Regions from separate parts of the Homo sapiens genome. Here region 2 is linked to region 1. A link is a loop called in an ENCODE intact Hi-C map of the cell type or tissue named here. Cell type or tissue: chondrocyte. All regions are shown on one strand. Links, peaks and the distances in the headings refer to the core of each region. The heading gives the core; the rest is flanking DNA. Region 1 has its middle 67 kb from the start of MAP3K21. Region 2 has its middle 110 kb from the start of SLC35F3.

The links. A loop is a pair of places that touch in the nucleus more often than their neighbours do. Peaks named below come from ENCODE experiments on the same cell type or tissue, not always from the same donor. Only the 100,000 strongest peaks of a DNase experiment are listed, where the experiment ranks them.
Region 2: it touches region 1 in a loop (8-fold over the local background); 23 of 110 quality-filtered maps call a loop at or near these places.

What each region holds. Positions count from the first base shown.
Region 1 is chr1:233,393,467-233,396,285 of GRCh38, forward strand. No RefSeq gene overlaps it. Among named protein-coding and RNA genes, the nearest start is that of MAP3K21, 67 kb to the left of the region's middle. In chondrocyte, for the core only: a CTCF peak has its summit at 1,590 (motif pointing right); no DNase peak of the experiment used is centred there.
Region 2 is chr1:233,789,680-233,792,498 of GRCh38, forward strand. No RefSeq gene overlaps it. Among named protein-coding and RNA genes, the nearest start is that of SLC35F3, 110 kb to the right of the region's middle. In chondrocyte, for the core only: CTCF peaks have their summits at 1,607 (motif pointing left) and 1,806; no DNase peak of the experiment used is centred there.

The sequences.
Region 1 (2,819 bases), core at 135-2,634:
CTGAGAAGGGAAAACTGGAGCCATTGAGGAAAAGATTTTTTTTTTAATCAGCTTTTCTAGCAAGAATAAAGAGGACTGGGGTATGTGAGAGGAACCGCTCAATCTCCAAACAGCACAACTGGCTGTGGAAAGCAAAGAACAAGAGGTTCATTAGGGCAGAATGCTGAGTCAGCTGGGAGATTCTGGGCCACCCACAGGAAAGGAAACATGAGGAGATTGGTGCTCGGTTTTGGACAGGCAACGTCTGCAGTTCTGAATGGTGGAAAAAGTTACAGGTATCCAACGAGCAAATTCCAGGTGGAGCTGGAATTTGAGACAGAAGTCGGACTTGGACAGAGATTCTGGAGTCATCGGAATTTTGGTGATCGTTGAAGATGTTAAATAGCTCAGGGAAAGAATGTAAAGAGAAAAACACTGAGGAAAGCTCTTTTGGAAAGAGTAAAAAGAACCAGAGGAGATGCAAAGAGGAATGATAACTTGTGGGTAAGAAAGACTCAGAAAGTAGAAAGCAGTGAAGATCACATCAAACTTCTCAAATACTTTTCTTAATTCATAGCAAAAATTTTTGGGCTAATATTATCTAAGAATTATGCCACTCCCTGGAGCTATCAGCACTTAATGTCCCCGCTAAGTGGAAGTGGGAAGAGAAGCTAGGTGTGCATCGGGTTTATTAAAAGCAGCAGCCCTATGGAGCTCCACCTACCTACAAAATCCCAAGGGGGCAATGTCAATCCAGAAATATGACACCATGATTTAGATCATGCTATCACTCCTTACTTTTTCTCCTTCCTGTTCTTTTCTCAAGTGTACAGAGAGAGCGAGCATACTGCACACACCATATTTAAAATTCCCCATTCCCCAAAACTATAGGTCAGAGAACCAATATTTTATTTGATCATCATTTGACCTCAGACATAGTGATTAATTTTCCAGGCCTCAGTGGCCACCTTGCCCCACCCCATCTGCTGCCTACAGATGGCTGCAGGATCTCTGTCAGCAATGTCATGTCCCTCCTGGTGTTAGTCTAGCCTGGCAGTAGTTGCTTAGTAGCAAGAGATACTGCTATGTCACATCTATAAAAATAGCCAAAATCTGGACTACTGACAAGGACCCAGGAGTTACAATTTTATCACTCTAAATGTCAAAAAGCCAGAACATATTCTAATATACCCTCTCCAAAAAGTTTTAGTGTATTCTATTAAGAAATGTTTTCTACAGAAAATACAAATTTAAATGTATTGCATAAATCTATAGGAAAATGTTATTTGTTTGAAAAAAAGATTCTGTCAAAAGACCAATAAGTTTTTTTACTTACATTTGATCATGTGAGCCATAGTGACCCATGGTTGTGTAAAAACTGGAAAAATGTGTAGGTCTTATTGCTTAACAGGTATTGAATTTTTCAAATAGCCAAGTCTTTTTCTCTGAAACAGGTAGGCATTTATAGAACGGCAAACATGATTTCGTGAATTTGGTAATAATTGTTCCTCCCATCTCTTTATCACCCAAACTCAACATATCTGTTTGCAAACATGAAAGACTCCTGTGGAACCCTTTGGGCTGGGTTTCTGCTGTCTTCTTTCTGATCACTAGATGGCACTCCATTCATATTACTTCACAGACAAGGAAGCCCAACACAGTGGATTATTTGAATTGCAGCCGAATTTATAGCCTTAGAAGAAAAGAGCATAATAACAGTGGAAGTGATTTAGAAAGATACTGGAAAGATGAGGGGAGCAAAGGAAGTGGTTTTTCAGTAATATTTACACAGAAACAACAGGGAGGTGTTTATAAACGTATCTTTTCTGTACATCTGTTCTGAGTAGGGAAGGAGTTTCCCAGCTAGGTTAGATCTCCAAATTCAGCCTAGGTGGAAGTGAACCAAAATGTTTCAAGTAGTAGGTGGCCCATCACCCTCAGACAGAGGATGAAAGCGGACTTCCCTGCTGCACTCAACAACCCATCTAAAAATAGTACCTGCTTAAGAAATGTCCTCTAATAGTCATTTTATAAATGAAAACTGGTCACAGGCTGTGTCTTATACTGGACACTGGGAGCACACAACACACACTCTCAACACGCTATTTACTCAGTGGCAATGTGTCTGGAATTAGTTCCTTCCGGTGGGTTCTTGGTCTCTCTGACTTCAAGAACGAAGCCGCAGGCCCTCGCGGTGAGTGTTACACTTCTTAAAGATGGTGTGTCCGGAGTTTGTTCCTTCAGATGTTCAGATGTGCCCGGAGTTTCCTCCTTCTGGTGGGTTCATGGTCTCGCTCACTTCAGGAATGAAGCCGCAGACCTTCGCAGTGAGTGTTGCAGCTCTTAAAGGTGCCGCCTCTGGAGTTGTTTCTTCCTCCCAGAGGGTTCGTGATCTCGCTGACTTGAGAAGTGAAGCTGTAGACCTTCACAGTGAGTGTTACAGCTCATAAAGGTAGTGCGGACCCAAACAGTGAGCAGCAGCGAGATTTACTATGAAGAGTGAAAGAACGAAGCTTCCACAGCATGGAAGAGAACCCGAGCGGGTTGCCGGTGCTGGCTCTAGTGGCCAGCTTTTATTCCCTTATTTGGCCCCGCCCACGTCCTGCTGATTGGTCCGTTTTTACAGCGTGCTGACAGGTGTGTTTACAAATCTTTAGCTAGACACAGAGTGCTGATTGGTGCGTTTTTACAGAGTGCTGATTGGTGCATTTACAAACCTTTAGTGAGACACAGAGCACTGATTGGTGTGTTTATAGTCCTTTAGCTAGACAGAAAAGTTCTCCAAGTCCCCACCCGACCCAGAAGCCCAGCCGGCTTCACCTCCCAGCAAGAGATACCCC
Region 2 (2,819 bases), core at 136-2,635, 400 kb after region 1:
TGGCCAACATGGTGAAACCCCATCTCTACTAAAAATACAAAAATTATCTGGGCATGGTGGCAGGTGCCTACAATCCCAGCTACTAGGGAGGCTGAGGCAGGAGAATCGCCTCAACCCAGGAGGCAGAGGTTGCAATTAGCCGAGATCGTGCCATTGCACTCCAGCATGGGCAACAAGAGCAAAACTCCATCTCAATTTTGTGAGGTTTGTGAGGCTTTAATATGCATAAAGCCTCCAGTACTGAGTCTGTGGTTTGCTATTACTATTATGAATGCTATCCAATGTCAAACTTACCTAGAAGTTCATTCTGCTACTGAAGACCTCTGTAATCTTTTGCTCAACTCTCTGTCCCCATTATCCTAAGTTACCTGTGATTTCCTCAAGGTACTTTTTCCCTCACATCTCAGCACTATGGATACACTGCTCCCTTTGCCGAGAATTCCCCACCCCACCTCTTCCGACCACCCCCATCTCCCCTGATCCCCACCTTGCAGTCAGCCTTCAGGACTCAGCTCAGGCCTTAGCTTCCCCCAAGAGTCACAGTGCCTCCTACCCCAGCAAAAGTTATGTATCTCTCTTTCATGATTCCTCAGCAGTCTGTACTTTCTTCTATCAGGACATTCATTCATTTGTTCACTCATTCATTCATTTAACAAACACTTACTGAGTGGCTCCCACATACCAGACACTGAATTATCTGTCTGCCTGCCCCTGAAGAGCGTCTTATCCAACTGGCATATAGTCTGCACTTTGTAAGTGATGGCTAAACGAAAAAATGCCTTCCCAAAGAGGTACTGCCCCTAAAATGGACTTTCTGGGCTCCTTTTTTAAACCATCAAGATCCTTTTAGGGAATTCTAACATACTCTGCAGTCTAATTTGAGTATAAAAAAAGAGGGATCCTCCTTAGTAGAAAATAGACGAGAAAGTGATAACATAACCTGGACATTCTATTTTCTTCCTGGGAGAAAAAAATTACTTATCAATTTCACCAAATTAGTGTAGATGGTATTTCCTAGGAACCTATTGTTTAAAAACAAACAAACAAAAGGCTTCCCTGCTGCTGCTCTCACTGGAAAACTCTTTCCGGTTGTTAGACTTCAGGAGATGTTTCCTGGTTGCTGATCTGACAAGAGACATCAGAAAGAACCGCATCAATCAGAGAGTTTGTGTCCTGCTCTACACACACACATACATTCACACCTCCCTTTCTCTACTACGCTTCTCTCCAAAGGTGCTTGCTGGATTCCACATCAGAATCCATACCCCCACCCCCACCCCAGGAAAGGGTAATTGGACACATTGCCCTTCTTGAGGCCTGTGTGTCTCTGGATGCTCTGCCCTAAAACTCCTTAACCGGATGATACAGCCCTGTATCATCTTGCTGTCAGCTCTTGATGTGCCCTGGAATTTCCAGGAATGAAGGGCACTCCGATGGAGAGTGATGTCCTTCGAGTCCTGTGACCTAGTTCTTTTCCAGTTCACTCAGTATTTTTGCAGAACAGGTGCCAAGATGGATGCATGCTATGTCCTCCCCAGTCAAATTGTGAGCATCTTCGAAGATGCCAAGTGCTGAGAACAGGGTATGTTAGCTAACTTGTGCTCCCTCTAGTGGCACTGCAGGAGCATAACACAGATGTTCAGATAATGCCATAGGGGATGACAGCTATTCCGCATCCTAGTGAGTAAGGATGGACATGCTTTAAATGGCCAGTTATTTAAGATTTCAGAGTCAATGGTAGGAAAACCATACCATGTCATTTAACAGTAAAAACAGTCAAATTTGGAGTTCAACTTTCTTGGATTTTTTTTAAAATTATTTCACTTTTTAAAAATAGAGGTCACAATTTGAACATAATATAAATGGGAATGCAAAATTCTAATTTATGCCCTTGGGTCTGAGTTGGTCATTGATCCAGAATAGAGGATAATATAACATGCTTATGTCACGTGCTTTTGAACTAAGTGCAACAAGGCAGAAGTAAGTGGTAATTTTCAGCATTCAAACAAAGTGAATGCACATCACGTGTGAATGGAGATGTTGAAATGTGTGTTCTGTCCAACCTGGCACTAAAGTTCTGCATAAGGCTTTTGATGTTTTGTGTCTCTCCCTCCACATACCAGATGCTGCAGAATCCACATTGCCTCCAAGGCAGCCCAGCCATGTGTCCTTGATGCTTCACGAACAATCATAAATTAGCAAAGCCAGCAGTGGCTCCCGTGACATAAGGTGGCACACTTTATGGGCTCTGCCCTCCTCGCTTCAGTGTTATTTATTCAGCTCCATATACTGTGCACCGCTTGCTCCTTTTATTACTCAGCAGAGATTTGTAAATACATAAACTCTTCCCCAAGCCATTTTCTGAAACAGATGACTGGCCGAGTGGCATGTCCTTTGTCAGAGTTTGCGCAGTGCTCACACTGCCTTGACAACAGCCACATTTCCTTATGTTCTAAGTCCTTCCTTAAATGTCTTGTGCAGGGGTCAGTCTTTTAAGATACTTTCTAAGGACTCGAGTCATGTAATTGGTCAAATGCATTGGGATATGTGACCAGATAACCAAAATGCATTTCTTAAAATCAAGCAAAACAAACAAACAAAAACAAACAAACAAAAACACTCCAACCAATAATAACAACAACAAAAGCAGTTTTTAGAAATTGGACGTAAGGGCCAGGCGCAGTGGCTCAAACCTGTAATCCCAGCACTTTGGGAGGCCAAGGCGGGTGGATCACAAGGTTAGGAGATCGAAACCATCTGGCCAACATGGTGAAACCCCGTCTCTACAAAAATATAAAAATTAGCTAGGCATGGTGGCG